3 separate regions of the Homo sapiens genome follow, and all the other regions are linked to region 3. A link is a loop called in an ENCODE intact Hi-C map of the cell type or tissue named here. Cell type or tissue: dorsolateral prefrontal cortex. All regions are shown on one strand. Each heading gives the region's core, and the rest is flanking DNA. Links, peaks and the distances in the headings are about the cores only. Region 1 overlaps LOC105374541 (a long non-coding RNA gene). Region 2 overlaps SMIM20 (small integral membrane protein 20). Region 3 has its middle 73 kb from the start of SMIM20.

Region 1 (10,278 bases), core at 2,902-7,901, 170 kb after region 3:
CTTAGCCTCTCCAGTGAGATTGCAGTTAGCATTTAAAAACTCCTGCACACTGTAACATTCTTGAACCATACCTCTGATGTTATCACTGCCTCTGGTTACAAGGTTCTAGAGAAACACATGTCTCTGAAATGAGCTCCTTTTTATCAGATAAATTTCTGAATTCAGTAGGAAAAACTCTTCCATTTCACAAACAGGCCCCCATCCCCAAGGCTGTTCCAAAAATTGGATGTCCATGGTAAATTATCTAGTGATATTCCCTATGCTTGCATTCCCTATCACGTGTTGCACAACCAGTAATGCTTTGACCTGAGAAAGCCTACCTAATCATCAGATGCATCCTACAGATGAGAACCACAGGTCCTAGAGGGGCCAAACAACATGGCCAAGATCTCACTTCAGGGCAGAGTCACAGTGGTAGGCTGGAAACCAGGCCTTTTCACCCCCACTGGGTGCAACCATGTTTAGCCCCTTAGTAGTATGGCTTTGCCTACACTCTGCATATCTACTTAACAAACACTTGTAGAGCACTTACAGTGTGTTGGGCGCTGCATAAAGCACTTTGCAGACATTAACTCACTTAATTCTTAGAGTAGCCCTAGCTGTGCAGCCTTACGGAAGCTACTCAACCTCTCTGTGACTCAGTTTTCCCATCCGAAAAAAAGGGATTGTTGTAACAGTCTCATGAGTTAACACACTGAAAGAACTTAAAACAGTGGCTAGTACAGGGCAAACACTTACATGATTAAGTCCATAGGGTACACAATGGGCCAAGGACAGTGATGGACACAGAACACAAAGCAGGAGCACATACCCCGGTCTCATGGGGTGAGGGAAATGTTTGTAGGAAGCCACCTATTTGGTCAACCCCTGAGCCATGTTTACACTAGTGAGAAAGCTCATCACATCTTTGCTCTGGTCCTCTCCCATGGTTCAGTATGCCATGCAGCATCAGACAAGAGTAAATGTGCCCTCCAAGATGTAAAGATGCATTTGCTAGTCTTTATTTACGGATATACTGACAATGGAAAACATGTTCCCCTATATGAGCAGCCCTGAGAACAACGCCAAAGATTTCCTGTAATGAAAGGCTCTAAAAATACTTTTTGATGATGGAGGGAGTGGAAATTGAGCAACACCAACTGAGTGAAATACGGAAATGATACCAAATGGCACCGAAGCAGCAGAGCAGGCAGCCCACCTGGCCTTTGATCCCTCAGTCTTGCCCGAAGACTCAGTGCATTTGGGGTTTTTTCCAGGAGGCTGTGCTGTGCCTTTGTGTTTACATGCTCCATCTAATTTTCTAGAGAAAAAAATTAGTCAGCCATGACTAATGCTGAATTATAGCATAAAATGGTTGCCAGCAAATTGAACACCCAAGTAATCTAACTTTCTCTTTTTTGTGATCTGCTGAAGATCTCCAAGAAATGGGAATATGTTCTGTGTTTTGGGCCCTCAACTCCTTCCATATTTACTACCAAATTATTGTTAAAGTCAGATATATTGCATATCCTGTCCTATTTTTGTTAGATTTAACCATTTTGTTAAACTGTTGTGGAATAGTGTTTATAGTTTGTGACTTGGTCATGGATATGATATTTTACTCTCATCTCTGCTCTTTGAGAGAGTCACTGTCCCCACCACCACCACCTCCCTTTTACAGAGGAAGAAATTGAGGCACAGAGCTGCAAAGGAGTTTGTCTGAGGTCACACCACCGGCCGATGACAGCCTTCCGACTACCCAGTCCCTCTGCTGGGTTGATCCTGTGGATTTCCATTTTACTATCGGTTTAGGGTATCCTAGTCATTACAAATCTCTGTTTGTTATGGCCCATCTCCAAAGGAGGCCTTGGCCTGGCCAAGAGGAGCCTTCTCTTTTTCTTCGCAAATAAGTTTTTCCTCTTCTCCTGTCTGGAAAAGGTGGGTCGGCAGCCAATTCAGTGAGCAACTCAGTGATTTAGGAACAAATATGTGGGACAGCTGAGCCTCTCCAGATGTTGAACTAAATAAGGCACAATTGGGCTTTTGGGGTCTGACGCCTCTTTATGGCAAACTGGGAGCAGAAGGGGCCCCTAGAACAGTTGACAGTATAATAAGATTCTCATTCAAAAGTGCCTACGTTGTGCCAGAAAGTTTACAGAGTGGTAGGGCTCAGAATAAATAGCTGGCAAATTATACACTATGATAAAACATTACAATTTTCTTCCTTTCAATACCCCACTCTGGAGGAATACTATCCACTCCTGCACTGTTGAATTCAGGAGTGGCTATGGGACTTGTGTTGGCTAGTGACGTGTAGACAGAGTTGACACATGTCTTCCAGCACGTGGTTTGCCATCTGTCTTTTTCATCCACCACGTAGACTGGCAATGTTCCAGGTACGCCCTGAACACTAGAGAGAATGGGAGAAGCCAAGCTTCAGTCAATCCGCAATGGACCCTCTTTGTTGTAAGCCACTGATGCTTTCAGATTGTTGTTACAGCAGCATGGCCTAGCCCCTTGTGATGGGAAAACTTGCATGAGATCCCATAACTGGTACATAGTAAAGCCAGGATAGTTCATCTGCAGCATTTAATAAGTGCTTACTATGTGCATAAACCATGCTAAGTACTTTCTACATATTATCTTCATTAATTCTCACAATGAGCTCATAACTTGTATAAAGAATTCTTACCTCAATTTTTAAATTGATGTTTCAACTCACACAGCTTGTAAGGAGCAGATCCAGGACTTGAACCCAGGTTGTTCTGAATCCATAGCCCAAGCTCTTAATCACTAATCCATATTGAATCCTTGTTCAGTTCTTGAAGACAGAGAGCTTGAGAAGTTGAAAAGAGTGGAATGAATTTGCCAACCACTGTGAGACTGTCAGATGTTATGTATGCAACTTACAAAGTTAAGAAAATAGTATGAACTGCCCCAGTTTATGACCAATCATCTAATGAACACTCTGGGAGTGGGCAAAAGAGGTAGAAGTGCAGGTTAAGTGTCCTTTATCCAAAATGCTTGGGATCCAAAGTGTCTGGGATTTTGGAATATTTGCATATATATAATGAGATACCATGCGGATGGCACCCAAGTCTAAACAGGAAATTATTTTATGTTTTATATACACCTTATACACATAGCCTGAAGGTAATTTTACACAGTATCTTAAATAATTTTGTGCATGAAACAAAGTTTGTGTGCATCGAACCATCAGAAAGCAAAGGTGACCCTAGCTCAGCCACCCATGTGGACAATCTGTGGTTATTTGGCATCACCATCATTCCTGACTCTGAATGTAGATGCTACTGAGAAGCAACTGTTTTCTTACATTTATTCACACATAAGTGTGAATTTTAAGGTAAAAAACATGACAAACCGTTAATGCAGTGAAAAAATAGAGTGTTCAGGGTAACCAAGCAGCACAGTAGCATGCCCAGAATACCTGCATCAGCTGTGAAACAACAGCAAGAGATAACAGCAGGCGTTCAGTCTCCACCTGTGATGCTGTGTTTTGATTAAAAGATTACTGTACACTGTATTCTATTTTTTAGGTGAGGAGAAACACTGGAAGCAGTTGAGGGACCAGGATGTGGGTCCTCCAAGGATGAAGAGGCATGCTAGTGGATAGCTTTTTTCAAATGTTTCCTCCAGTGTCACTGGCCTTAGTAACAGTGGTTTTTGTCTTAGGGGGTCTCTCTTTGATTTTATAAGCTGACATGATTTCTTGTTCTGTTATGAAGGCACACACAGCTCTAGTCCTTCAACAAACCCATCATACATTTTTACCATATTATAACTTAGGCCGTTTTTCTGCAGTGTTAACATCATCTTCACCATTGTGCACCTGTGTTTTGACTGCAACTCATAACATGAGGTCAGGTGTGGAATTTTCCACCTGTGCATCGTGTGAGACTGAGGCAGGAGAATCGCTTGAACCCAGGAGGCGGAGGTTGCAGTGAGCTGAGATCGTGCCACTGCACTCCAGCCCCGGTGACAGAGTGAGACTCCCTCTCAAAAAAAAAAGTTTCAGATTTTGGAACATTTGAGATTTCAGATTTTTGGATTAGGGACTCCAAATCTGTATTTGGAACTTGCTTGATATTCCCCCATTCATTGTTAACTCCTTCCCCAATTAAGAACTCCCGCTCAGCTGCTGACCAGAGTTTCTGCCATCTCTCCTTTAGAGGACAAACAAAGATACAAAGAGCTCCCCTCCACTCTGTGGGTGGAGGCAATCATAACACGGGGAACAGAAAGAACAAAAAGTTTGGAATGATAGAGACCTGAGTTCAAGCTCTGGCTCTGCCACTTACCAGATTTGGGACTTCGGGCAAGTTGCTGCATTTTCTCCATCTGTAAAACAGGATAAATAAGATAATGATGGTTACCTCACTGGGTAATTCAGGGTATAAAAGGCATCATTCTGACAAGTGTCTGTGCAGGGTCTGGCATGTAATAGGTACTCAATGAATATTCGTTCCCGTAGGAATTTACCAGGGAAACACCGTGTGGACTCACCTGCTTTTCTGCCTGCTCTTGCCCTTTGCTCCTAACCTCCCTATCCCTTCCATGCTGCTGTGGTCCCAGATGGAAGTGCTATCTGATCTTATTCAGACCTGAACACACATCTGTTCTCAGGAACATGGTTTTAAAATGAAGATTGGTTGGCTTGAAAACAGGTTTTGTGTTAGTCCATTTATGTTATTATAAAGGAATATCCAAGACTGGGTAATTATAATTGTTCTTTTGGCTCAAGGGTCTGCAGGTTGCACACAAAGCATAGTATCAGCATCTACTTCTGGCAAGGCCTAAGGAAGCTTATAATCATGGAGGAAGGCAAAGGTGAGCCAGTGTGTCCCATAGCAAGGGAGGGAGCAAAAAAGGGGAAGAGGTGCCAGGCTCCTTTTAAACAACCAGCTCTTGCTTTAACTTATCACCCAGGGCATGGTGTGAAGCCATTAATGAGGGATCCACCCCGTGATGTAATACCCCCCACCAGGCTTCACCTCCAATACTGAGAACACATGAGATTTGGAGGGGACACACTTCCCAACCATATCAGGGCTGGACATAAAGAATATTAAGAGTTAAACAAGCCACAGGCTCAGTCTAGGAAACTACTTTTTGGAATATCATTAAAAGAGGAAAATGTAAACAACTTCAAATACTCAACTCCTAGCAAACATATGGATCACTCTCTTTTGGAAAGGAGGGGTGAATACCTGTACTTGTATGCATTAATCCCAACCATTACTTATTACATGAAATCATGAAAGAAAAAGTACATATTTTGACCATTTCCAGCTAACTCTTACAGATATAAAAACATTTTCTAAGTGACCAGCTGAGCGCCATTTCCATCTTCTTCTTAGCCTCTCAGCCCTTAAGCCCTTCATGGCTGAGGTGGGGAGCCAGGGGACCTAAGATTCAGCCTCAGGCACATGCCCTCTGGGTCACTGAGCTGCTCACCTTTTTCTCTTTTTAGTTTTCTCTCTCTCTCTTTTTTTTTTTTTTTTTTCAGACAGAGTCTTGCTCTGTTGCCCAGGCTGGAGTGCAGTGGCACGATCTCAGCTCGCTGCAACCTCCACCTCCTGGGTTCAAGCGATTCTCCTGCCTCAGCCTCCCGAGTAGCTGGGACTACAGGCATGCACCACCACGCCTGGCTAATTTTTGTATTTTTAGTAGAGGTGTGGTTTTGCCATGTTGGCCAGGCTGGTCTCAAGCTCCTGACCTCAAGTGATCTGCCCACCTCAGCCTCCCAAAGTGCTGGGATTGCAGGTGACCTTTTCTCTTAAGAGGGTTAAAGTAAGGAAAGTTTGTCAAACATACAACTCCTTCCATAGTGGAAGGTTGAAGGTCAGAGAGAGAAAACCTGCAGGTTCAGTGAAGGTACAGAGGAGAGAAGTTTCATTTCACTATTGGCAGTTTGAAATTTTCTCTCCAATCACGAAATTGACCATGTTGAGAAGAAAGCATGGTAGGTGTTCCTTTCCCATTTTATCTGTGTAATCCAGGTCTCCTGGAAAGAAACATACATCACTGAGAGGCAGAAAGGGGCAGTGACAGTGCCCATAGAGTCAGACAGAGCCAGATTCAAATACTGTGTCTGACATAAACAACTTGTTAATGGAGGCAGGAAGCTTAACCTGTGGGTTGCAGTGCCTCAACCATCAAATGGGAATAATAACTCATATTTGACAGAGTATTGCAAAAATTAGAGGTATTGTATAAAAATACCTAGTGCACAGTAAGTATTCAATAAATGATTACTGTTATTGTTAATGCAGTGTAAAGTCAAGTTGACAATCTGATATTTATGAATACCAGCTGAGCAAGAATTACATTTCAAAACCTGTCAGACTGAGTCTCAAGCAGCAGGCTAAGGATTTATCCAGGCTTGTTTGTTTGTTTGTTTTTACTATTATACTTTGGATTTACTCCAAAAACTATAACTATATAGGTTGGAATTTCTTTTCTTTCTTTTTTTTTTTTTTTTTTTTTTGAGACAGAGTCTCACTCTGTAACCCAGGCTGGAGTACAGTGGTGCGATCTCAGCTCACTGCAACCTCTGTCTCCTGTGTTCAAGACATTCTCATGCCTCAGCCTTCTGAGTAGCTGGGATCACAGGTGCCCACCACTCATGTCCAGCTAATTTTTGTATTTTTAGTAGAGCCCATGTCCAGCCAATTTTTGTATTTTTAGTAGACATGGGGTTTCACTATGTTGGCCAGGCTGGTCTTGAACTCCTGACCTCCGGTGATCCATCCACGTCGGCCTCCCAAAGTGCTGGGATTACAGACATGAGCCACCATGCCCAGCATAGGTTATAATTTCTAATTAAAACTAAATCCAGGGCCAGGCACAGTGGCTCATGCCTATAATTCCAGCACTTTGGGCAGCAGAGGCTGGCAGATTGCTTGAGCCCAGGAATTGGAGGCCAGCCTGGGCAACATGGTGAAACCTTGTCTCTACAAAAAAAAAAATACATAAATTAGCCAGGTGTGGTGGCAGGTGCCTCTGGTTTCAGCTACTCAGGAGGCTGAGGTGAAAGGATCACCTGAGCCCAGGGAGACTGAGGCTGTGGTGTGCCAGGTTCACACCACTGTGACTCCATCCTGAGTGACAAAATGAGACCCTGTGTCAAAAACAAACAAACAAACAAACAAAAACAAACAAACAAACAAAAAAACCCCCAAAACTAAAAACTAAATCCAGCAGGGTGAGGTGGCTCATAACTGTAATCTCAGTGCTTTGGGAAGCCAAGACGGGAGGATTGCTTGAACCCAGAAGTTCAAGACCAGCCTGGGCAACTCATAATGAGACCCCACCTCTCCAAAGAATTTTTTACATTAGCCAGGCATGTTGACACACATCTGCAGTCCCAGCTAATTGGGATGCTGAAGCAGAAGGATCACTCAAGCCCAGGAGTTTGAGGTTACAGTGAGCTATGATCACACCACTGCACTCCAACCTGGGTGACAAAGCAAGACTCTGTCTCTAAAAACTAAAAATGAAAAAGATAAAAAGGAAAACTAAATCTTCCTATAGATAAATTTGATTAAGCAGCTTATTTACTTTCAAAGAAAAATCAAAAGATTTTTAAAAATTAATTATGCTTTAGGGAATATATATAGATGGAAGCCAGTATAAGGTTGTTTGGATTGCAAAACTTTCCATAAACTTTTTCAGTCCCTTTCTACATTCCTTATTGTAATGTGATTTCAACTCTTCTCCCATTAGGATGGTTTATTTCTCAACATCTTGACTTTAGGCTTGGTTGTATGACTCACTTTTACCAATAGGACAATGGCAAATGTGATATAAGCATAGGCACACTGGGGTCTGCCCTCTCTTGCTTCCCTGAGACCACAATGTAAGCTTAGGTTAGCCTACTAGACAATGAGAAGTCACATGGTAACAACAGGTTTTTTCCAGCTGGTAACAAATGCCAACTTCCAGACATGTTAGCAAAATAATCTTGGATGATCTAGCCTCAATTGAGCTACCAGATAGCTACAACCTAGGAATGACTGCAAGTGAAACCAACAGATGAACTATCTAGCTGAACCCAGCCCAAATTGCTGACCCAGAGAATCATGAGCAAGTAAAATGGTTGTTGTTTAAAACCAGTTTTGAAGTGATTTTTTATGCACAAAATCTACAATGGGTGATTCTGTGGGTGGCTGCTTGGTTCATAATAAATACTCATCCTATAGGCACTATCTCCTATGTCACTGGTGTAGGCTCCCAGCAGCCCTGCTACCTTGGCCATAGTCACTTGATCAAGGGTGGAGACTGTCTAAGGATGGACCAGTCACATTCCCTGTCACATCAGGACAGTGTTCTAGGTGGATGGCCCATGGACTTCAGTTGCTGAGGTCTCCAAGTTTGTCTTGATTCTAGTCTTCTCAAGGCCTGGTTATTCTACAGTTCCTCAGATTTGATGTTTTTCCCTGGTATCCTTCGGATAAATTGCATTTACCCTCAAGATAGCTAGAGTTGGTTTCTGTTACTTGTACTACAAAATTATTGATTAATAAAAGCCCCCTATGAAGAGCTTTACCCTCCAGATGAGGAAAAGGGAGTCAGTAAGTATGCTTAAAACCTTCCTTGTGCACAGAGCACCATGCTGGCTTTTGCAGAGGAAGAAAAAGTGAAGAGAAGGCGCCAAATTTACCCTCATGGAGTCTCCAATATATGAGTCCTTCTGGCTCAATTTTCTGCCTACTTTCTCTCTTGATTTGCAGACCTGGCAATGAAAGAGAATTCTGTCAATGGTGTAGACTTTGAATTATTTCTAATTAACTTGAATTGTAAAACCATGTGTCATCCTTGGCTTTACCAGGAAAACCCACAAGCAGTTCTGATTCTTCACTACTTGCCTAAAGCCATTCAGATCCTTGAAAGATGAGGAACTAAAAGCCACTTCTCTTCCTGAATATCCTGCAGCCCAAAAGGGAGCTAATAATTTTCCTTGTGACTTTTAAGAAGACTTTCTCCCTCTCTCTCTTTCTCTCTCTCTCTCTCTCTCTCTCTCTCTCTCTCTCTCAATTTAGTCCCTTTCAGAATGCAGATACTATGAGGAATAGTCATTCCTTAAAATGATCTATCATTTTACTTTTACTTGGGAAGAAAGGGTTTAGAGACCTCAGGATGAACTTTGTTAGAAGGACTGTGAGACCCTGATGGGAAGTACATGGAGAAGGCAAAAAGAAACAGGAAGAAGGTAGGAGATACTCATATGCTAGACACTTTCATGTATAAGATCCAAGCAACTCTGTGAAGTAGATATCAGTGTTCTCATTTTACATCTGAGGAAATGGAGGCCTGGAAAGGTGAAGGAGGAGGTCTAAGGTCACAAGAGTCTTGATTTGAGTCCAGACTTGTTGCACAAGTTCCAGTTTTTCCACCACCTGGATGCTTTTCCAAGAAGAATGGAGGAGAAGCTGAGTTGGGGTGGGGATAGATGATGCCATGCCCCTTATTAACAATGATTAGAAATGATAACTCCACAGCCTTCTCCAGCTACCAAGATGTCTCTATCCCAGTACTTCCCAAAGAACAACTATGTGTTAGGACTATCTCTGTGAGAAAATTTCCCAAAGTGTGTATATCAATAAGTTTTACATAAAAAGAAGAATTTCTTCATTCAATAAGATTTGAACTGTTTACCTTGTGCAGGACACCTTAGAACCTTCAGCGTGTTTATAGTACCTCCATGAATTTCCAAGAGGAAGATATAGTGTGATATTAATTAGGACATACCTTGGGCCACTATAACAAAGATACCCTAAAGTACAGTGGCTAAAGGAGGGTAGAACTTATCTTTCATATATCAGTACAGAGATGAATGGTCCAAAGCTGGCCAAGTGGCTCTTCCATCTCAACCCATGGCTTTCAAGATGGTACCAGCAGTTACCATTTCTCAGGCAGAGGAAGCTGGAAGAGAGAGAGTCCAGGGCAAGAAGCTTTCTCTCTCTCTCTCTCTCTTTTTTTTTTTTTGAGACGGAGTCTCACTCTATCGCCCAGGCTGGGGTGCAGTGGCGCGATCTTGGCTGACTGCAAACTCCGCTTCCCGAGTTCACGCCATTCTCCTGCCTCAGCCTCCTAAGTAGCTAGGACTACAGGCGCCCGCCACCGTGCCCGGCTAATTTTTTGTATTTTTAGTAGAAATGGGGTTTCACCGTGTTAGCCAGGGTGGTCTCGATCTCCTGATCTCGTGATCTGCCCGCCTCGGCCTCCCAAAGTGCTGGGATTACAGGCGTGAGCCACCGTGCCCAGCCAAGAAGCTTT
Region 2 (10,278 bases), core at 2,428-7,427, 62 kb before region 3:
TTGGAAAATCTTTTATACAGTGTTTTTACTGTACCTTTTCAAGTTTAGCTATGTTTAGACACACAAATCTTTACCATGTGTTACAGTTGCCTGCAGTATTCAGTACAGTACCAGGCTGTACAGGTTTGTAGCCTAGGAACAATAGGCTATATCACATAGCCTGGGTGTGTAGTAGGCTACACTGTCTAGGTTTGTGCAAGTACACTCTATGATGGTTGCACAACAATGAAATCACCTAAGGACGCATTTCTCAGAATGTACTCCCACAGATGAGTGACACAGGACTGTATGTTAGTAAGAGCAGTGATCATATTCACTCTTTACAAGCATCACTCTGATTGATTGTATGTTAACTAGAAGGTGGAAAAGTCAAATCTGGGGACAGGAAGGCCAGGTACGGGAAGGCTGTGTTTCCTGTGACCTCAGGGAGACCAGAGTGGTGGCTATGGGAGTGGAGATAAGTGACTGCATTTGGGAGCCATATTTAAGAAGCAAACTGGTGGGCATGGTGGCTCAAACCTGTAATCCCAGCACTTTGGGAAGCTGACGCAGGAGGATCGCTGGAGTCCAGGAGTTCAAACCAGCCTGAGCAACATGGCGCGACCCTGTCTCATTTAAAAAAAAGAAAAGAAGTAAACTCTACAGGGGTCTGTGGCTGATTAGCCACGGGGCAAAGAAGGAGAATGGCACCCAGTGTTCTGGCTCCAGCAGCTGAGGAGATGGAGATGCTGGTCATTAGCTAGAAAACACAAGAAGGAATTGGTTTTAGGGGTGAAAAGACAAGTTAGTTTGCTTTTGGGCATTTGGGTAGCTTTTGAGGCTGAGGTAGCTGATGTGCTCTTTGAGATTTCCCATAGACAATGGAATATACCGATCTGGGGCTGAGACGCCGGATGTGAGCTGCAGCTGGAGATGGGGCATCATCAGCACGTGGCTGGGAATCAGGTCACTGCAGTAGGTAAGGGTTCCCAGGCAGCATTCAGAGATTGTAAGGGGCAAGCTGGCCCGGGGCAGTGTGCTGGGGAACACCAGTGTCAGAAGGGCTGAAGCATAGGGGGTCAGAGGAAGAGAAAGGCCCTCTAAGGAGACTGAGGAGGAGTGGCTAGACAGGTTTTAAACCAGGAGAGGCTGCAGTCACAAGCCCCATAAAGACAGCTCTTCATGAAAAGGGAGTGTGGTCAGCAGGGTTAGGCTGCTTAGAGACAGTAAAAGAGATAAGTGAAAATATGAATTATATTTAACAGAAATAAGTTAGAAGTGATTGGTTATATTGTTAAACATGCTTTCAGTGGTTTGGAAGTAGGCAGAAGGCAGGTTGCAGTGGATTGAAGTGTATTAAGTTGACTATTAATAGTGTATTAAGTTGACTATTTATAGATGTTTAGCTGTATGGAGAGGAGAATGGCAAAGTTTCCAGCAGGTCACAGGGTCTGGGAAGAGTTTTCTTTTAGTTTTGGCTGGAAGAGATGGAGGGCCAAGAAAGTCTTAGACAGAGAAAGCTGCTGGAGAGAGAAGACAGTCCGTAGAGTGGGAGGTGACATGAGATCCTGAGCTCAAGTAGAGGAAAGAGCCTTGGACCAAAGGCAAGGCACCTCTTCCACCAGCTCAGGAGGAAGGATGGTGTGGATGCTGCCATATCTAGGTTTGATGTTGGCAAGTTGTGGGCACTTCCAGGTGATGGCGTCTATTCTCTTTGTGACACAGGAAGTCAGGTCATTTATGAGTAAGAGGCACCAACTCTAGGCCATCCTCTCCTTCCTTGGAGCACTGTCTTCCCTGGGCCTCTCCACCGTGGAAGGTCCTCCTGGGTTTGCTCTTTTGCTCCTGCCTTTCAGCCACTCCTGTTAGCCTTTCTTGTTAGGCCTTCTCTCCTGACCGTCCTTCATACATTTCATTCCCCAGGATCCTGAGACTGTGGGGCAGAAGCCCATCATTCTTGGATGGACAGGGCAGAAGCCTACTCCCTGAGAACTGGGTTACTGGTAAAAGCAAGACTTAGGGCTGGCAACTGGCAAGGCAGTCCATGTAGAGCCAAGTGTCAGATCAGTCCGGGCCCTTCACCTGTGCCAGCATGGATATGGGGACAGGTACGTTCCAGGGTCTCTGCTGGAACAAGCATACAGGCAGCAGAAAAGAAGGGGAAGCCTGCTTAGGTAAAACAAAGCCAAGGAGATCTTCCATGGTTGCAGAGCAGGCAGCCACTATCACCAGACTGCCTTATTGGATTTCATTTTGGCGTTCAGCATGATCTTCAGTTCTTTCGTTAACTTAGCAAGGCTTTCCTAAGTGTTATGTGGAGTACAAGGCAGTTCTGTACATGATACCTCAAGTACTGAAATGAGCGCTGGACAGATGATGGCATCAGTGGGTCAGTGACCCAAAACCAGAAGTCTGGGTACAGTTCTGCTGTACTTCTGGAGGGAGTCCCAGACACTTTTTAGCTTTCACCCTGTTGGCATAGCATGTTTGGTCTGAAGAGGCCACAGTTAGGGAAGAGTACAGATGGCTAATCTGTCTTTGTTTCCTAGAACTAGACAGTGACCCTGAATATGGCCTTTTACAAATAACATGCATTTGAGGCCAGCCTGTGAAATTAGACAGAATAAGATCATTTTCTGTGATCCTTTTCATTTGAAATTTTAATTGGATGTTCAGAAGCATAAAATCATAGGGTTTGACCAGAAGGGGCTTGAGCTCATTTCCGTCCCCTCATTTAGTGACTTGTCCAAGGTTACTCAGCACATTAGTTGCTGGGTGGACACTAGGCCCTAACTCCTTGACCTTGCCTGTACTTAATGCCCTGCCTCATGATGCCTTCAGACAGTGAAGAATGTTCAACAGCCAGCCAAGTGAAAGGCCACAGGGGAGAGCTGTGAGACCTCAGTTCTGCTGCTTCTCAGTCCTGTTGATTTCCGCTGCACCTTGCTGCCCCTGCCCAAAAGGAGGCTATGCCTAGGCAGCACACGGTACTGGAAATCACCTGATGCAGAAAGAATTCTTACCTTGTCAGGGCATTTTCCTTGTGACATGCCAGGTGCTTAGAATATGCTTTTCAGTCCTTTCACCACATAATCGAATGAAATGCGCAGGCAGACTGGGTCTTGTTTTCTAACTGGCATTACACAGTTCCCTGGATTCAACCAGGCTCTGGTGAGGAAACAGACCTGTTGACACTGTTGGGAGGAGTGCAGTGCTTCAAGTGGCTACTTGGTCCCCTTCAGCCAACTGGGTCACACTTGCTCCTGTGGTCATATGGCTTCCCCTCCGTCCCTGGTTCTTTCTTGTCACCACGTCCATTTGGTCCCCTTCAGCCAACTGGGTTGCACTTGCTGCTGCGGTCATATGGCTTCCCCTTGGCCCCTGGTTCACACTCACCACCAGTGAACCTCCAGTTCTGGAATACCCCAGAGGCAGATGGTGTATGTATCTAGGTAACAGCAGCAACAAAAGCAACTGAAAAGCTTTTGAAAAAAATTTTATATTTGCTACTTTTTAAAAGATAGCTTCTTTGAAATAATCACCATGGAAGAGTCAAAATGGTGTTGGACTTTTCGTATGCATGTTGTACAGTTATGTGGTTTTTGTTAGTGAAAAAAGAAACTCAAACTTGGGGAGGCTGAGGCAGCAGAATCACTTGAACCTGGGAGGCAGAGGTTGCAGTGAGCCGAGATCACGCCACTGTACTCCAGCCTGGGTGACAGAGCAAGACTCTTTCTCAAAAAATAAATAAATAAACAAAAGAAACTCAAACTGACAAAAGATCCAAGAACAGTGCAGTAAATTCCTATATTGTCCTTCACCTTGATTTACCAGTTGTTAACATTTTGCCACATTTGCTTTCTCCCCCTATATATAACATACAGATACATACATATATACAGATATAGTTATATGTACTATATATTATAATTATTACTGTTATTTTGTTGAACCATTTGAGAGTAGGTCAAAGACATTGTGAGCTTTCATTCCTAAACACTTCAGCCTGTATTTCCGAAGAACAAGGGCATTCTCTTATGTAATCACAATGCGGTTTTCCAATCTAAGAAATTTAACGTTGATACAGTGCTATTACAGTTGGAGCATTTCTAATCTGAAAATGGAAAATGCTCCAAAATCTGGAATTTTTTGAGTTCCAAAATGACACAAGTGGAAAATACCACACATAAGTACTTAATATAAATTTAGTTTCATGCACAAAATTATTAAAAACATTGTATAAAATTATCTTCAGTCTATGTATATAAGATGTATGTGAAACAAATGAATTTAATGTTTAGACTTGGATCCCATCCCCAAGATATCTTGTTATATATATATGTAAATATTCCAAAATCTGAAAAAAATCCTAAATCCAAACCAATTCTGTTCTCAACCAATTTCAGATAAGGGATATTCAACTTGTATGGAATATACAGCCCACGTTCAAATTTTGCCATTTGTCACAATTCAAGTTGTGAGTTGCTTTTATTTTATTTTATTTTTTTATTTTTCTTTTTTGAGACAGAGTTTTGCTCTTGCGCCCAGGCTCGAGTGCAGTGGCATGATCTTGGCTGACTACAACCTCTGACCCCCAGGTTCAAGCAATTCTCCTGCCTTAGCCTCCCAAGTAGCTGGGATTATAGGCGCCCGCCACCATGCCTGGCTAATTTTTGTATTTTTAGTAGAGATGGGGTTTCGTCACGTTGGCCAGGCTGGTCTTGAACTCTTGACCTCAGGTGATCCACCCGCCTCGGCCTCCCAAAGTGCTAGGATTACAGGTGTGAGCCACTGCGCCCGGCAGAGTTGCTTTTAAGTATTTATTGGCAGGAAGAAATAGGGAGGTAGGTTCCCAAGGTCATACCTTGCACCAGCTTTCATTTGCTTTTTTATTTTAGGTTTCTGTCTGCTGGTCCTCCACTAGAGCACCCTCAACGAATAATCCTGAGACTGCTGAGGGAGCTGGGGCTTGAGTATCCTGCAGTGTTTGCATTGTTGTGAATGTTCAAGTAACAAGTCACACAGTCGATGTATTTTCCGGTGTGGACATTTAATATAAGGATATGTTTTTGTTTTTAAAGACTTCAACATTATTAGGTAGATTCTTTTACTATCGTACAAAAAATCAGCCGGTCTGCATGTATTACTAGTTTTAATAATACACTTTGGCCCCTGGACCAGAGATAACGTCCTCAATTAAAACTACAAATCACACCACTGCCTTAGCACCAGGGGGCAGAGTCGGGCTTGCTGAGACACTGGAGTGGGGAGTTTTTTAACCCGGTGTGCCATATTTGGGTTTAAATTATTTCACTCCTGATAGAAATGTGCTCACTAGTGAAATTGGTAATAAGTTTATCCTGATTTGTTTACATAGTTAAACCCCTGACTTCTGCCATTTCCCTTTTCCTGAGGTTTATATACATTTGCTCTTTTCCAAAGATAGGGAAATAGAAGCTTACTGTCAACCTCAATCAAGATGCACTGCTAAATCGTGAGGGACTCGTTTCTGTTTTCCTTTTAGAGTATTCTGCATTCACAGATAAAGTGTCTTTGTGTTACATCATGAATTTACATAAGACTGCTTTGGCCTTAGAGTATTTATAAAACATTAATGGATTAAAGAACCAGGGGATGTAGATAGGATGCTAATACCTGGTTATCATTTGGTAGGAACTGGCTCAGCAAAGTGGTTTAAATTTCCTGACCAAGCCAAACTACAGAGGTGTTTGCATTAGGACAAGGATTATAAAGAGATTATGGTCTATTTAAAATAAATCTTCAGCCTTGCTTCAGCCTCATTAGCAATTAGCAAGAAAGTGTGAAGACAGGGATTTCTTTCTTTTCATTTGGTTCTCCGTTGCATCATAAGAGGTTAGAACCCAATTAGGCATTCGGTCCTTGCCACCAAAAGTCAGCTTCCTTTGATGCTTGGCAGTCTGCCAGCTTCTTTTGCCTTGCAGTACCTGCCTCTGGACAATGTGTTTGGTACACCAGGATGTCTGATTTTATGAAATCTCTAAGTCTAGAATGCTTTCTGATAGTGATTTTTTAAAACTCAAATCTTCCCTCTTCCATAGTATCAGAAAATAGACCTTTTAGTTAGATACAGAAAATTAATTCTATTTTTGTTCCTGCCAAGACTGATGACTGTGGGCTTTTACATGTTGGTATCTTCCAAGAGCATGTTCGAGACATCCATACTTTGAGACTTACATGTCTATAGGATGGTGGGGCTCAGTTCTACAATGATTTAATGTCTTAAGAAATGAGGACACCTTTTGTGTTATTTCAGAAAGTCTAACACTTTAGAGGCTCCATAATATCCACTCTAAATGGAAGAAATCTTTTGATATATCTTGAGAGAATCTTGGTTGCCATTCATCCGCTACTTTTCAGAGAGGAGCAGTGAAACCATCAGGCCGCTTGTTGCCTGGAATAGGCCTGAGTATCCTATGTGTTCTCTCCATCCCTCTTAGACTTGGATATCAGGATTCCCATAATCCCCATTGCCCAGTGTTTTATTTGCCACAGCAAAACTTAGTATTGATAAAACTATCAGGTCGGTCATTTAGGATTGACTTTCTGTCACATGACTAGAGAAGCAAGTTCAATGAATATTAGATTTGGCCAAACCCTGTTTCTTGTACCGTTACGTTTGTGTAACTTTATGAGAATCCAGAGGCCAAAGTAAAGAAAATGGCCTGATACTAAATAAGAGCTAAATGTGGATTTAAAGAAACACTGTCAGCCTGATTAAAACAAAGGTCCGATTATGACATTTCATTACTATAATTTAGTGGTAAACGTCCTTTGGCTCTAAGGCTTTCTCCTGAAAAGCTGTCATTTGTTTGTCAAGATACTTAAAATAATAACTCTTTGTTTTTACAGACCTTGGGTTTATTCTAAACCACTTAGAAAAATGTGTCAGAGTGCTTCAAGCCCACAGATATGAAATGCCCAATTTCTCTTGGCCCTTGCCTGTTGGACATCTCCAAAGAGACTGGCTTAGTTGCTGTCGCTACAATGTGCTAATTGGCGCAGCACCTGCAATCAATTAGGGAAGCTTCAATTATCCAAACCAAAGCCACCCACCCAAAGATTAATTTTCTGCTCTATTTCCTATCAAAAACATAGCATATTTAGCTCTGAGTCTAGTCCTTTGGTGGAGTGCATTTTAGACATATAAACTACATCGTTTTCTTAATTGTACTTGTTCCTTCAATTCAGCAGCTTTCCCCTCGTGATATCACGCCCACCAGTTCTTTCAAAATTGTTCTTTTTTTGTTGTTGTTTTCTTGTCTTTCCAAAATGCTGAGATCACAGAGAAGAGATGTTAGTTGGGGAGCTTTTCTTTTGAAGTATGGATTTCTTTATTCTTTTGAAAATACCCAATCTCTTTTGCATTATAGGATCTAACTTCCACAACCTAAAAGCTTTGCATAATAGCGTATCTGAATTTAACAGCACTCATAAATACTGTTTTCTAATTGTCCCATGTCATTGGCCCATGTAAATACAAATATTTCTCTCTCCCCGCCCCCCTTCTAAAGAATGATTTTTCTCTTATGTTTCTCAGAGAAGGAACAAGCTATAAATCGGGCTGGAATTGTTCAAGAGGATGTGCAGCCACCAGGTAAACTGAAAAAAAAAAATCAAAACCAAATCTTATTTGTACTACTGTGTTGTGCGGGTTTGTGTGTGTTTGCCTTGGCGTGGAGAGTGGGAAAATGCCTTTTAGCTTAGAGACAAGATTGTGATTTTGCTATTTATTTCTCAACAGTTGCCATTTATAGATGCCACCCAAGGCGTCATTCTAATATTTCACTCCAGAATACTTTTTGCACGTTTGCCAGGTTCCTCTTTTCCATTTTATAAGTGGGCATAAAAATGTTAACAAGTGCGTGATTCGATATGAGACGTGAATAGCTGTTTGGCAGACTTATTTACCAAGCACCTATTTAAACACTCCCCTCATGGGAAAATAGTGTTTACTTGTTAGCTGTTTGAATTGATGTGGGGTTCTGCTTTGCACAAGGGCTAAAAAGCTCCCTTTATGGCTGAATGGTTAGTTCCTTTCAGAGGATCCAAGTTAGCCAGGAATGAGAGGTTTCTCATTTATTAACCAAAGCTCTTATAATCTGTGGCAACATTCTTTTTTATTTATTTATTTTTTAACTAGGCCAGATGTCGGTCTTCCTGCTATGGGGTACAATTCCTGAGCCATTTAAAAGTCCCTTATGGCAGCCATGGCTTCCTGGCCATTTAATGCCAAGGTTCCGGCAGCCTGCTCACACCATCTCAAACTACACTGTAAATTGCACAGCTCAGTTCTGATGTCATTTTGTTTGTTTGGGGTGGAGGAAAGTGGAAGGACATTTAAAAATGAATCCTGTTTTTGTTCCTGTTTCTTTCCATAGGGTTAAAAGTGTGGTCTGATCCATTTGGCAGGAAATGAGAGGGCTGTCATCAGCTCTGATTAAGAAAGGAGATTTCTTCATGCTTTCGATTCTGCATGGGGTACAGCCAGTCACCTCACCAGAGAATGACGGCTGGAGAAGAAAACTCTGTAATACCATAAATAAGAGTGCTTGTAATAAAAGACTGTGCACAAGGATTAATATTTCCCTTCTTAAGTATCAAAAGAACTCTGGAACAAATTATACCATTAGGAAGGTTTTCATGATTCAGTTGATTTTCCAAAAATGAAGCTATCTCACCCAGCTGGGTTTGGAGGAGCAATCTGCTTATTATTCTGTCGTTACCACTTACTCAAGCGAGCTGTGATATGAATACAAGCAACCAGTGGGCTCGGGAAGGTCCGGGTCTCTTCTGCCATCTTCCAGATAAGAGATTTCAGTAAAAAACTGCCATGCTGAGCTGCCTTATAGAGCTCTTCGAAAATGTTCGAGTTGATAAAGCTCTTTGAGGACAAGGTACTTCGTGCACCTCATGCTGAAGATTGCACCGTGTTGGAAAATAAATATGAAGCAAGTCAAACTAGATGCATACACTTGTGTAGAAATCAATAATCAATTAATAGAAGTGAAAAAATAGACATTAAAATGATTTATTTCTACTTTGCAGTGGTGTCTTTTTGTAAATCATCTTTTGTAAAGCAATTAAAATTATAGTGCCGAGAAGTACAATTTGACTACATTATATTTGACTAGGTATCTGTGTGCGATTCATCTGTTTGTACTCAGGTAAACGTTTTAGAGGTAAATAACAAATTTGTTGAGACAAATATTGAATGGTGATTCTCTACCAGGTACCTCACTAGGTGCTGCAAAGATGAAAGTGAGAAGACTAGTTGAGTATCCCTTATCCAGAAAAGCTTGGGAACAGAAGTGTTTTGGACTTGAGATTTTTTTGGATTTTGGAATATTTGCATATAAATGATGAGACATTTTGAGGATGGGACCCAAGTCTAAGCATGAAATTTATTTGTGTTTCATATACTTTATACACATAGCCTGAAGGCAATTTGATATAATGTTAAAATAATTTTGTACATGAAACAAACTTTTGACTAAAACCATCACATGAGGTCAGGTGTGGAATTTTCCACTTGTGTCATGTTGGTGCTCAAAAAGTTTCAGATTCTGGAGCATTTCAGATTCCAGATTAGGGATGCTCAACCTGTCGTCTTTCCTTTCCTCCCTCCCTCCCTCTTTCTTTCCTTCCCTCCCTCCCTTTCCTTCCTTCTTCCTTTGCTCTGTCTAACCTCTTACTAGATGATACGCTTCTGAAGTGGCACACTTTTTTCATTTTTATATCGGAGTGTCTTGCACATTACTGTAAGCTGTCTATGAGCTGCCTGATGACATAATTTTATTATTGTGAACCTGGAGTTTTCTTAACAGACAGCTGGCCCAATTTTGTAATTACTGTCAAGAAGACTTAAGGTTGATAGTTCTAAAACCAAAGTCAACATTTTTGGTAGGCATTCCCATTCCCTAACATTTAATTGACTTACAGTTCACAATCCAGTAAAAGAAGTTGACTCATTAGGGGTACATTTGACCACTTCTTTTTTTTTTTGGAAAGGGCACCAGGAAGTTATATAACTTAAAGTCAAACATTCTTTGGGAGCATGATTGAGATTTCTTTATGACCGAAGCGAGCATGTGGTACCATCTGCTTTGGAAGATGTCCAGGCTAAAATGACTGTGTCTGAGTTCTGTAGAGAAGAACTGTGGGGACTCGATTGACTGTCTTGGATGGAACAGACCCAGATTTATCTCCTGAGTGGAGTCTTTGTCCCGGGCCTGTTCCTGCCCTCAGCCCACCTCTTTA
Region 3 (10,278 bases), core at 2,898-7,897:
GTCAATGTCCTGGCTTCGTTATATACTTTGCTATGTGATTTTGGACACAATGTTCCTCACCTGCAAGATGGAATTTATGACAGTTTCTGTTTCAAAAGGCTGTTACAAAGACTAAATGAGATATTTCAAGTGAAGCTTTCAGATACCTGGCACATAGTAAGTGCTCAATAAATATTGCCTGTTATTGTTATGGAGTAATAATAATACAACAGAGTTCCTTATGTGTGCTAGACATTGTACTAAGTACTTTACATATATAAACTTAAAAAAATTTTTTCGAGACAGTCTCACTCGGTTGCCCAGGCTGGAGTGCAGTGGCATGATCTCAGCTCACTGAAACCTCCACCTCCTGGGTTCAAATGGTTCTCCTGCCTCAGCCTGCCGAGTAGTTGGGATTATAGGTGTGGCCACCATGCCTGGCTAATTTTTGTAGTTTTATTAGAGACAGGGTTTCACCATGTTGGCCAGGCTGGTCTCAAACCCCTGACCTCAAGTGATCCGCTCTCCTCGGCCTCTCAAAGTGCTGGGATTGCAGGTGTGAGCCACTGCGCATGGCCTATATAAACTCTTTTCGTCCTGAAAATGACTCCATGAGGACTACTATTATTACCACCACAACCCCCATTTTATAGATAAGAAAACGGCAGCATAGCTGGGACATATCTTAGTCCATTTTCTTCTGCTATGACAGAATACCACAGAGTGAGTAATTTCTTGAAAAAAAGGTTTATTTGGCTCATGATTCTGGACGCTGAGAAGTCTAAGGTCGAGGAGCCTGTATCTGGCGAGGGCCACCCCATGGTGGAAGGTGAAACGTGAAACAGGAAAATGGAAGCTAGCACACCCCATGCTGGAAAAGGAGCAGGAAGGAGGAGATCCTGCCTCCTTACATGACTGCAAGCCTTTTGATTCCCAGCACACCTGGCTTCTTCTCTGCTCAGGCCTTTTAAATGCTGCTGCTTCTGCCTAACTTTTTTCTCTCCCTGACCTGCCTCCACTGTCTCCTGGACACCTTCTCAGCCCTGGCCTGACCCTCTGTTTCTCTCGCACACAGCTCCTGCTCTATTTGCTCTATTTTCACTCCGGGTTCCTATGGTAGGGGATTCTTTACTCCATGGTCCCTTGTCCTCTGTCCTTCTGCAAGTTAGACTGTAAGCTTCAGGAAGGCAGCGGAAATGCTGGCTTTACTCCTTGCTGTGTTAACACCCAGCACGCAGGCAATGCTGGGGCACAGTGGACATGTAGTAATTTTTTTTTTTTTTTTGAGACGGAGTTTTGCTCTCTCTGTCGCCCAGGCTGGAGTGCAGTGGCACAATCTCGGCTCACTGCAGCCTCTGCCTCACAGGTTCAAGCGATCCTCCTGCCTCAGCCTCCCAATTAGCTGGGATTATAGGCACACACCACCACACTCCGCTAATTTTGTGTTTTTAGTAGAGACAGGGTTTTGCCATGTTGGCCAGGCTGGGTCTCAAACTCCTGATCTCAGGTGATCCATCTGCCTCGGCTTCCCAAAGTGCTAGGGTTACAGGCATGAGCCGTAGTACCTGGCCTGCAGTAAATATTGAATGTGTCATTGGGTCTGAATAGAACTAAGAACAGGGATTTCCCTTCTGAGGCAGCATGTCTCTGCTGATCCCTGCAAGAATCAGGCCCTCACTTGTGATGAGAGGCTGCTATGTGTTAGGCACTCGCTGTATACCTGGCCTATTCCAAGCACCTCACATGCATCTTCTCATTTAACACTCACAACCGCCTAGTGGGGTGTGTGGTCCACTGAGGCTGCTATCACAAAGGACCACAGCCTGGCTGGCTTCCACAACAGAAATCTATTTTCTCACAGTTCTAGAAGTCCAACCTGAAGGTGTCAACACGGTGGGTTTCTCCTGAGGCCTCTCTCCTTGGCATGTAGATGACCCTCTTCTCCCTGTGCCCTCACACGGTCTTCCCAATCTGTCGGCGTCCTAATGTCCTCTTCCTATAAAGACAACAGTCATACTGGATTAGGGCCCACCCTAATGACCTCTTTTAACTTCCTCTCTTTAAATACAGTCACACTGTGATGTACTGGGAGTTAGGACTTCAACATACGAATTGGGGGTGGGGGCGGGAGATAGAATTCAGCCTATAATAGGGTGGTAGCTATTATTGCCCCATTTCAGCTGAGGAAACTGAGGCACAGAGAGACTGGATAACTTACCTAAAGCCACAGCTAACAGAGGGTAGAGCCAGGATATGAGCCAGAATAGCCTGACTCCGAGGCCGAGGTGGGCGGATCACTTGAGGCCAGGAGTTCGAGACCAGCCTGGCCAACATGGTGAAACCCCATCTCTACTAAAAATACGAAAATTAACCAGGTGTGGTGGTGTGTCCCTTAATTCCAGCTACTCAGGGGGCTGAGGCATGAGAATCGCTTGAACTTGGGAGGTGAGGAGATGGCACCACTGCACTCCAGCCTGGGCAACAGAGCAAGACTCTGTCTAAAAAAAAGCCTGACTCCATAGCCGGAGCACAGAACCACTGCCTGGACCCCACGGCAGCCTGCAGAGGAAGATCTCAGACCAGCCGAGGAATTCAAGTCTCAGAGGTCACACCTCTTGCCCAAGGACATTGGTGGGACAGATGGCAGAGCAAGAACTCCAAACCAAGTGTTCTGGCTCCCAGCCCAACCCCAGCCCAACCTCCTTCCATCGAAAAGGGAACAGCAAAAGCTTCCAGGAAGGTAGGAAAGGGTTTGAGAATAGGAAGCAATTTGACTTTCCCATGACATTACTGGGAGATTAATGAAAAAATGGTTCCCTCTAAGAGCCTCTGAGACATGCCTTATAGGCAGGGCACCTGTGGTTCAGAACAGCCCCAGACAAAGCTGGAGAAGAAAGCAGCAAGCTCACCACCCCACCCCCCCAAGATTCCCACTCTCCCCTGAATTCCCCTCTCTGTATCCTGCAGCCCCTTTCCCTTGCAACAACAAAACAGCCATAATAATACTCACACTTACCAAATGTCTACTGTGCTAGGCCCTATTCTAAGTGCTTTTTTTTTTTTTTTTTTGACAGAGTGTTGCTCTGTCACCCAGGCTGGAGTGCAATGATGTGATCTCGGCTCACCACAACTTCTGCCTGCTGGTTTCAAGTGATTCTCCTGCGTCAGCCTTCTGAGTAGCTGGGATTACAGGTGCCTGCCACCATGCCTGGCTAATTTTTGTATTTTTAGTAGAGATGGGGTTTCACCATGTTGGCCAGGCTGGTCTTGAACTCCTGGCCTCAAGTGATCCGCCTGCCTCGGCCTCCCAAAGTGCTGGGATTGCAGGCATGAGCCACCATGCCTGGCCCTAAGTGCTTTTATATACTAATTTATTTAATCCTCTCAACAACCTGTGGGCAGAGCATGGCATTATGACCCTTTCTATTTTATATATAAAGAAGTGAATGCACAGAAGTTTGCCAGAGGTCACCTGGGAAATACTTGCTGCAGGCTGAATTTGAACCTAGGCAGTCTGGCTTGCAACCAACCCCTCATCCATTCTTCACACTGTGGAGTGGACGGCTGGTAGGGAGTTCATGGGTTAGCTCTCCATAGCTACCCCTTCACTTGTTCATTTGCTCATCCACCCAAGGAGAATTTAACACACCTATTTTGCTGACTCTGCCCCAGCCCCACACGGGATTCCCCTGTCTAATGCCTCCAGTCTTGCAGGGCAGGGAGACACTTAGAAATGACAGGGACCCTATATAATAGGATTGTGTCCAAGAGGCTCTGAGGCAAAGAACAGGGGGATTCACAGCGTAAGACAGTCAAGATCGGCTGGATAAAGGCAGTGGTGGATATGCAAGGTCTTGAAGGGCAGGTAGGTGTTTCCCAGGCAGATAAAGGGATGTTGCCTTTGGAAAATAAGAGAGAGCTATGGTGGGTATATATGGAGATGCGAGTGGGGTGAGGCAGGAGGAGAGCACAGAGGAGAAGCTAGCTGGGTGCTGTGCTGAGGAGGTGTTTCATCCTAGAGGCTATGGCATTTTAAAGCCCCTTTGGGGCTGGAAACAGCATGGTCTTCAAACTCCATAGTAGCTTCCCATCATACATAGTCTAAAACCCAAAGTCCCCACTGTGGCCTAGAAGGCTGTACATGATGTGGCCTCCCAGCCCAGGATCTCATCTTTGCTCTCATCTCCCCCCAACTATTCCTATCTTCCTGCTCTTCCTCAAACAAGCCAAGCCTATGACCTAGACATTGAACTTGCTGCTCCCTCTGCCTGGAACTCTCTTTAGCAGAGTTTGGCTTAATCGGCTAATTACATTCAGCAGAGCTTTAGCATGGCTCTCAATAAATGCTTACTTGTTAAATGAATGAATGAGGTCTATTTTATGATATTTCAATTCATTGAAAGTAAGTATACAGACAGCTCTCAGCCATCTAACTGGGCTGAATAATGAACCAGGACACACTGTCGCCCTTCGGGCTGGCCTGATGGCCCTGTTAGGTCTGGACTGTCACTGGGTTGCTAGCAAATCCTCCTGAGCGGGTGTGGGCTGCAGTCAAAGCGAGGCTGCTTAGCAATTTGGCTCCTCAGCCTGTGGCTGCAGCTAACAACACTGCTGCCACAAACACGTCTCAGTAGCAGAAAAGAAGCCGTGAAATTGCCTGAATTGAGGAGCTGACGGGAAAGTAAAAGGGGCCTGTCAAAATCCAAGTAAACTAAAAGGCAATTCCTCCTTGCCACTGATGCACTTTTGACACTTGGAAAAGGGGAGAGAAAAGTCTCTTCCACTTCGCATCCAACCTATACCCTCCTTTCCTCTGTCGTCTCCCTGCACTCATAACAGAGAGGGACGGAGAGTCCTACAAGCTGTTGGGTGACCGTGGCCCTAGGGCGAAATGAAATCGCTGGCCGCATTATTAGGGAAACATGGTCTTGACAATTCTGGATGATCAAAATAGCAATAAAGTCTTTGATGGGAAAGACAAAAAGCACCCTACTTCTCTCCCGGGTAGCAGAGTGTCCAAATAAATTGTTTCGATAATTAGCAATTCATTCATGTTCATCCGTACTCAGTACTCGCCTCTTGTCTTTGTTCTTGGTTATTTCAGAACAAAACAAAAAAAAACTAAGGTGGGCTCCCAAATTTTGCCCCCTAACTCAGTGCTCAAGTTTATTTCTCATGTTATTAGTCTTTCCTGTGAATGATAACATCAGCTGATTATAAATAAATCAAGGTCCTTTTCTAGCAGTTACTGCTAAAAGTTAATGTCTCAGGCAGGATAGGGCCTATTTCAATATGCCTTAAACATGGGATGGAGCAGCTAAGCCATTTGCGCTCAGAATGCTGGTGAAGAAATTAGGGCTTAATGAATCCTGAAACAACCAGCCTCTCCTCTCCTATATGGAGAAAAGAAAACATGGCTCGCAATTTTAAATGTGAACCAACAACTTGTTTAGAAATTGTTATTTAGAGATAGTGGCAGTGGGGGACTCTGGAAAGCAGATGTCTTCACACCTCATGAGAGACATTGTTTTCTTAGGAAAGGCTGAGGTCGCCCCTCAGAGATTCTGATGATGAAATTTGGAGCCCACGTTTCCTACAATTCTGTGCATGCGGATGGCGGGTTTTAAATGCCCAGAATGTCCAATTTGCTAGGGGCCTCTTGGGGGTTAGGTAATTGCCTGGCAGCTTCTGCGGGTTCTACTGGCAATGGGCTCAGTAGAGTTACTCCTTGAAGATTTCAAGGCAAAGTGACTTCCCAATATTTGCAAATTGGCAAGCTATGAAGGTTTTGAAAAAAGCAGATGGAGGTTGGAGAGCTCGGAGCAGGCGCCGGAAATCTCAACTCAGAGAATGCGCGGGAGCCAGTTCTCCATCGGAGCGCTAGATGGCGCCAGCAGCCTGTCCGGGCTGAACCGCCTTCACCCTCCTCGTTCTCAGGGCGAGGCTGGCCCATAAAGAAGTGACTGTGGAACAACAACAACAAAACACCCAGAAAAGGCTTCCCGTTGCTTCAGGAGCACCGAGGGTGAATGTGGAAGGTGATTGGTGACACGTCTAGCTCTGGACGGCAGCACGTGGGCTGGCCGACAGGTTAGGAACCACTGCTGTGTGCTGTGTTGCATTGCTCTCCAATTGTCAGTACCGGGACTTTCTGATGACGGAGTCTCACTCTGTCACCCAGGCTGGAGTGCAGTGGTGTGATCTCTGCTCACTGTGCCCTCCGCCTCCCGGGTTCAAGTGACTCTTCTGCCTCAGCCTCCCGAGTAGCTGGGATTACAGGCTTGCGCCACCACGCCTGGCTGATTTTTGTATTTTTAGTAGAGACGGGATCTCACCATGTAGGCCAGGCTGGTCTTGAACTCCTGACCTCAGGTGATCCCCTGGCCTCGGCCTCCCGATTAGCTGGGATTACAGTCGTCAGCCACTGTGCCCAGCTTCTGATTGTCTTTTTACTCTTTTCTATCCCTGTTCTCTACTCCAAAGGCAGCTGCTTTAATGTGATTCATGCATATCCTTGAATTCATATTATCCATAGAAAAAAATCTGTGATCTCGAGCACGCATGCATGCATGTGCGTGCGCGCGCACACACACACACACACACACATTCAAAGAGTTTGAGTAAGAATGTACTTTTTAAAAAAAGCACCTAATCCACATTAACATTGCAAATTAGAAATCCAAAATCTAGGCTGGGTATGGTAGCTCATGTCTGGAATCCCAGCATTTTGAGAGGCTGAGGCGGGAGGATTGCTTGAGGCCAAGAGTTTGAGACCAGCCTGGGGAACATAGCGAGACGCCATCTGTACAAAACAAATCAAAACAGATGTGGTGGCGTGCACCTGTAGTCCCAGCTACTCGGGAGACTGAGGTGGGATGATCCCTTGAGTTCAGGGCTGCAGTGAGCAATGATCATATACCAGTGTACTCCCACCTGGCAACACAGCAAGACCCAATCTCTCTAAAGTTAAAAAAAAAAGTTTTCATAAAAAAAGAAAAGCATGCAAAGTCTAAGAAGGACAGACAAAGAGCTCGAGGTTTCACATTGGGTTGGGACAGCACTTGGCCTCCATCCCAGGCATCTTGATTCACAGGTCAGTACTTCTTCCACCAGAGCACGCATAGATTTTTAATTCACACAAATGAGTTATTAGTCTGGATCTAGCAAGAAAATTAGAAACCACTCTAGGTCTTTCAAACAGAGAAAATTTAATATAGGGAATTGGTTACCCAAGTTGATAGGCAAACTGAGAAGACAAACAGGTGACCCAGAGATTATCAACCTCAGGAAGCCACCATGACCCCTAGGGCTGGAGCAGCAATAGGAAGGATGATGCTACTGCTTTATGGCTGGGACTCCAATGTAGGGACCGCTGGCAGGATCTGAAACAGTCGAGGAGGGGCCATCTGACAGAAGGCAGAGCCAAGGAAGAGAAACAGGGTTGTGGGAGCTACCGGAGGAAAGACATAGAGAAACACCCTGGCTCTCCCTTCTTCCCCTCTCTAATCTTCTACCAGTTTCCCATTCCCTAAACCAACCCACAAGCCAGAGCCATGAGAGCTGGCAATTGTAGTTCCCTAGGATATAAGGAAGAGCAGAGGAAAGGCAGAGATGGATTGAGAACAAACTGGCAGTTTGGCATAGGCAGAATGGTGATGTGCTGAAGGTCCTGCTGTTATAAATGTTCATGTGTGAGGCCAGGCGTGGTGGCTCACACCTGTAATCCCAGCACTTTGGGAGGCCGAGGCGGGCGGATCACCTGAGATTGGGAGTTCCAGATCAGCCTGACCAACATGGAGAAACCAACATGGAGAAACCCCATCTCTACTAAAAATATAAAATTAGCGGGGCGTGGTGGCAGGTGCCTGTAATCCCAGCTACTCCGGAGGCTGAGGCAGGAGAATCGTTTGAACCCGGGAGGCGGAGTTCGCAGTGAGACGAGATCGCACCATTGCACTCCAGCCTGAGCAACAAGAGAACAAGAGTGAATCTCTGTCTCAAAATTAAATAAATAAATAAATAAATAAATGCCCGTGTGTGTGTGTGTGTGTGTGTGTGTATGCATGTGTATGCATTTAATACGGAATTGAGGTGAAGCATGTAGGCTGCCTGGTTGAAATCTCAGCTCCTCTGCTATGTAAGATGATAAGCAGTTTACTGAACTTTTCCATGCTTCTCTTTGCACATTGGAGATAATGATGCTGTGTACCTCATGGGATTTGGTGAGAACTGAATGAGTTACACTGTGTCAAGTACTTGGAATGGGGCTGGGTACAAAGTAGTATTCGATGTCCTCTATTATGTTTTTTAAGATCTGCCCATGTTACTGTGTATGTGCATCCAGTTTGAGGCTCGTAATTGCTGCACAGAGCCCCATAATGTGTGAGCACCACATTTTATTTATCCAAGGAAGCACGAGGCAAGTCACTGATCCTCTGTCCACTTTCATTTGGGATGACCGGAGTGGTAGATATTGAATTCAGGCAACAACATATTTCGGAAACAAAATTAGATGGTGCGTGTAACTGGTGCATGAGTTTACTGAAATCCAAGATGGTGCTTTTGCTTCACTTGACTTGCTTCATTTTTGACTTTTCATAAATGAAGATAACTTGGCTTTTTTCTTCTGAGTACAGTTCCATAAGGGTAAGTGCATGTCTCATAATAGTTTTACTAATGGATCACCTGCCCTGATCCTCACAGCTGCTTTGTGAGTTAGGTATTGTTATCAGCTGAGAGAAGTGAGGCTTGGAGGAGTTAAAAAAAACCCTCCCAGTCGCTGAGCCAGGACTGAACCCAAGCCTGTGGCTGGTCACTCTGCCATACCGCCTCCTTAAGGCAGTCACAGAGAGCCTGGCCCATGGAGTGGGAATTCATCTTTCACTATTACCAGGACTGGGGATTGAGTCCATGGGCCTGAAATTTGGGTGAGAAGGGGCAGAATCTGTTAGCAGACAGCCAAAGAGCCACAGGCAGGACCTGAGATGGGGTCAGAGCCCAGAGTGTGAGAGAAGTGACTCTAGGTCTGGAATTACCCAGGGGGATACTGGGAATCCTTGCCTAAAGGCGGAGTTGGCTGGCGGGAGAGGCAGGCTCAAAGGGCCAAGATCTTGGTGGCAGAACACAGAGTTGGCAGCTTTATATGATTTCAGTGACGGATTACTGTAATGCCCCATTGTGTCATTGTAACTGATGGCATTTTGTAATTGAAAGCTCAGCCAGTGTAGAGTGTGGTTCATTTGGACAATTGCTGTGCACTTTTAAGGATGGATGTGGACCATTTATCTATGCCTTGTTGTCTCAGCAGGACTAGAATCAATGCTAATGAGACCAGACTCATTTTTCTAAAGCACCATTTCTATCATGTTGCTCCTGGGTGAAAAACCTGCGATGACAGCCCATTACCTTCAGGGAAAGGCCAGTGCCACGTCTGGAATGGCTTTGGTGACTTCCACACTGGCCCCAGGCTGCCTTTCCTGCTTGGCCTCCCTCTGCCTCCCAGATGCACCCTATACCACCAGGCTGATCTACATACGGCCCCCTGAACCCTCAAACCTTCAACATGCTTTGCACCCTCCCAATTTCATATCTTTGCCCGTGTCATCCCTCCTGTCTAGATCACCCTCCTCCACAGCTGTGTGAGCACATCAGCCTGCTCAGTGCAGGGGAATGCTCTCCAAAGTCTTTTCTACTATCCCACTAAGAAAGCAAATAAAAGTATGCACATTTAAGTATGTCCTATCAGGCACATACAAATAAGTACATTTGTTCTTTTTTTTTTTTGAGACTGAGTCTCACTCTGTTCCCCAGGCTGGAGTGCAGTGGTGCAGTCTCAGCTCACTGCAATCTCTGCCTCCCAGGTTCAAGTGATTCTCCTGCCTCAGCCTCTGGATAGCTGGGATTACAAGTGTGTGCCACCATGCCTAGCTAATTTTTGTATTTTTAATAGAGACATAGTTTCACCATGTTGCCCAGGCTGGTTTTGAACTCCTGACCTCAGGTGATCCACTGGCCTCGGCCTCCCAAAGTGCTGGGATTATAGGCAAGAGCCACTGCGCTCAGTCTGCCCAGGCTGATCTTAAACTTCTGGCCTCAAGTGATCCGCCTGCCTCGGCCTCCCAAAGTGCTGAGATTACAGGAATGAGCCCCTGTGCCCGGACCATTCATTCATTTAATTTTATTGTATGTCGGGTGCTGCTAAGTTACAACAATTAGGATTTGGGTTGCAAACAGAAAATAACCTAACAATACAGCATGTAATACTTTTCTGTGGCTGTCTTGACAAGGTACCACAAACTT

What was found. Peaks named below come from ENCODE experiments on the same cell type or tissue, not always from the same donor. Only the 100,000 strongest peaks of a DNase experiment are listed, where the experiment ranks them.
Region 1: a loop joins it to region 3, with 2.1 times the contacts of the local background. A loop is called at or near these places in 2 of 110 quality-filtered maps.
Region 2: a loop joins it to region 3, with 3.0 times the contacts of the local background. A loop is called at or near these places in 22 of 110 quality-filtered maps.

Annotation. Positions count from the first base shown.
Region 1 is chr4:26,149,950-26,160,227 of GRCh38, forward strand. It overlaps LOC105374541 (a long non-coding RNA gene), which reads right to left. Exons shown (of 6, transcript XR_925507.4): 3 at 8,663-8,734; 4 at 4,299-4,338; 5 at 2,672-2,815; 6 at 2,145-2,389. It also overlaps a transcript of RBPJ not described here. Among named protein-coding and RNA genes, the nearest start is that of LINC02357, 84 kb to the left of the region's middle. In dorsolateral prefrontal cortex, for the core only: no CTCF peak of the experiment used is centred there; no DNase peak of the experiment used is centred there.
Region 2 is chr4:25,920,755-25,931,032 of GRCh38, forward strand. SMIM20 (small integral membrane protein 20) reads left to right here. Exons shown (of 3, transcript NM_001145432.3): 2 at 7,559-7,615; 3 at 8,400-9,058. The coding sequence ends at 8,437. Among named protein-coding and RNA genes, the nearest start is that of SMIM20, 12 kb to the left of the region's middle. RefSeq lists a silencer at 5,159-5,208. In dorsolateral prefrontal cortex, for the core only: CTCF peaks have their summits at 5,219 (motif pointing right) and 5,425; DNase peaks (open chromatin) are centred at 5,207 and 5,914; H3K4me3 peaks cover 413 bases; H3K27ac peaks cover 2,673 bases.
Region 3 is chr4:25,982,442-25,992,719 of GRCh38, forward strand. No RefSeq gene overlaps it. Among named protein-coding and RNA genes, the nearest start is that of SMIM20, 73 kb to the left of the region's middle. RefSeq lists an enhancer at 5,935-6,134. In dorsolateral prefrontal cortex, for the core only: CTCF peaks have their summits at 5,861 (motif pointing right) and 6,069; DNase peaks (open chromatin) are centred at 4,517 and 5,870; H3K4me3 peaks cover 1,304 bases; H3K27ac peaks cover 1,004 bases.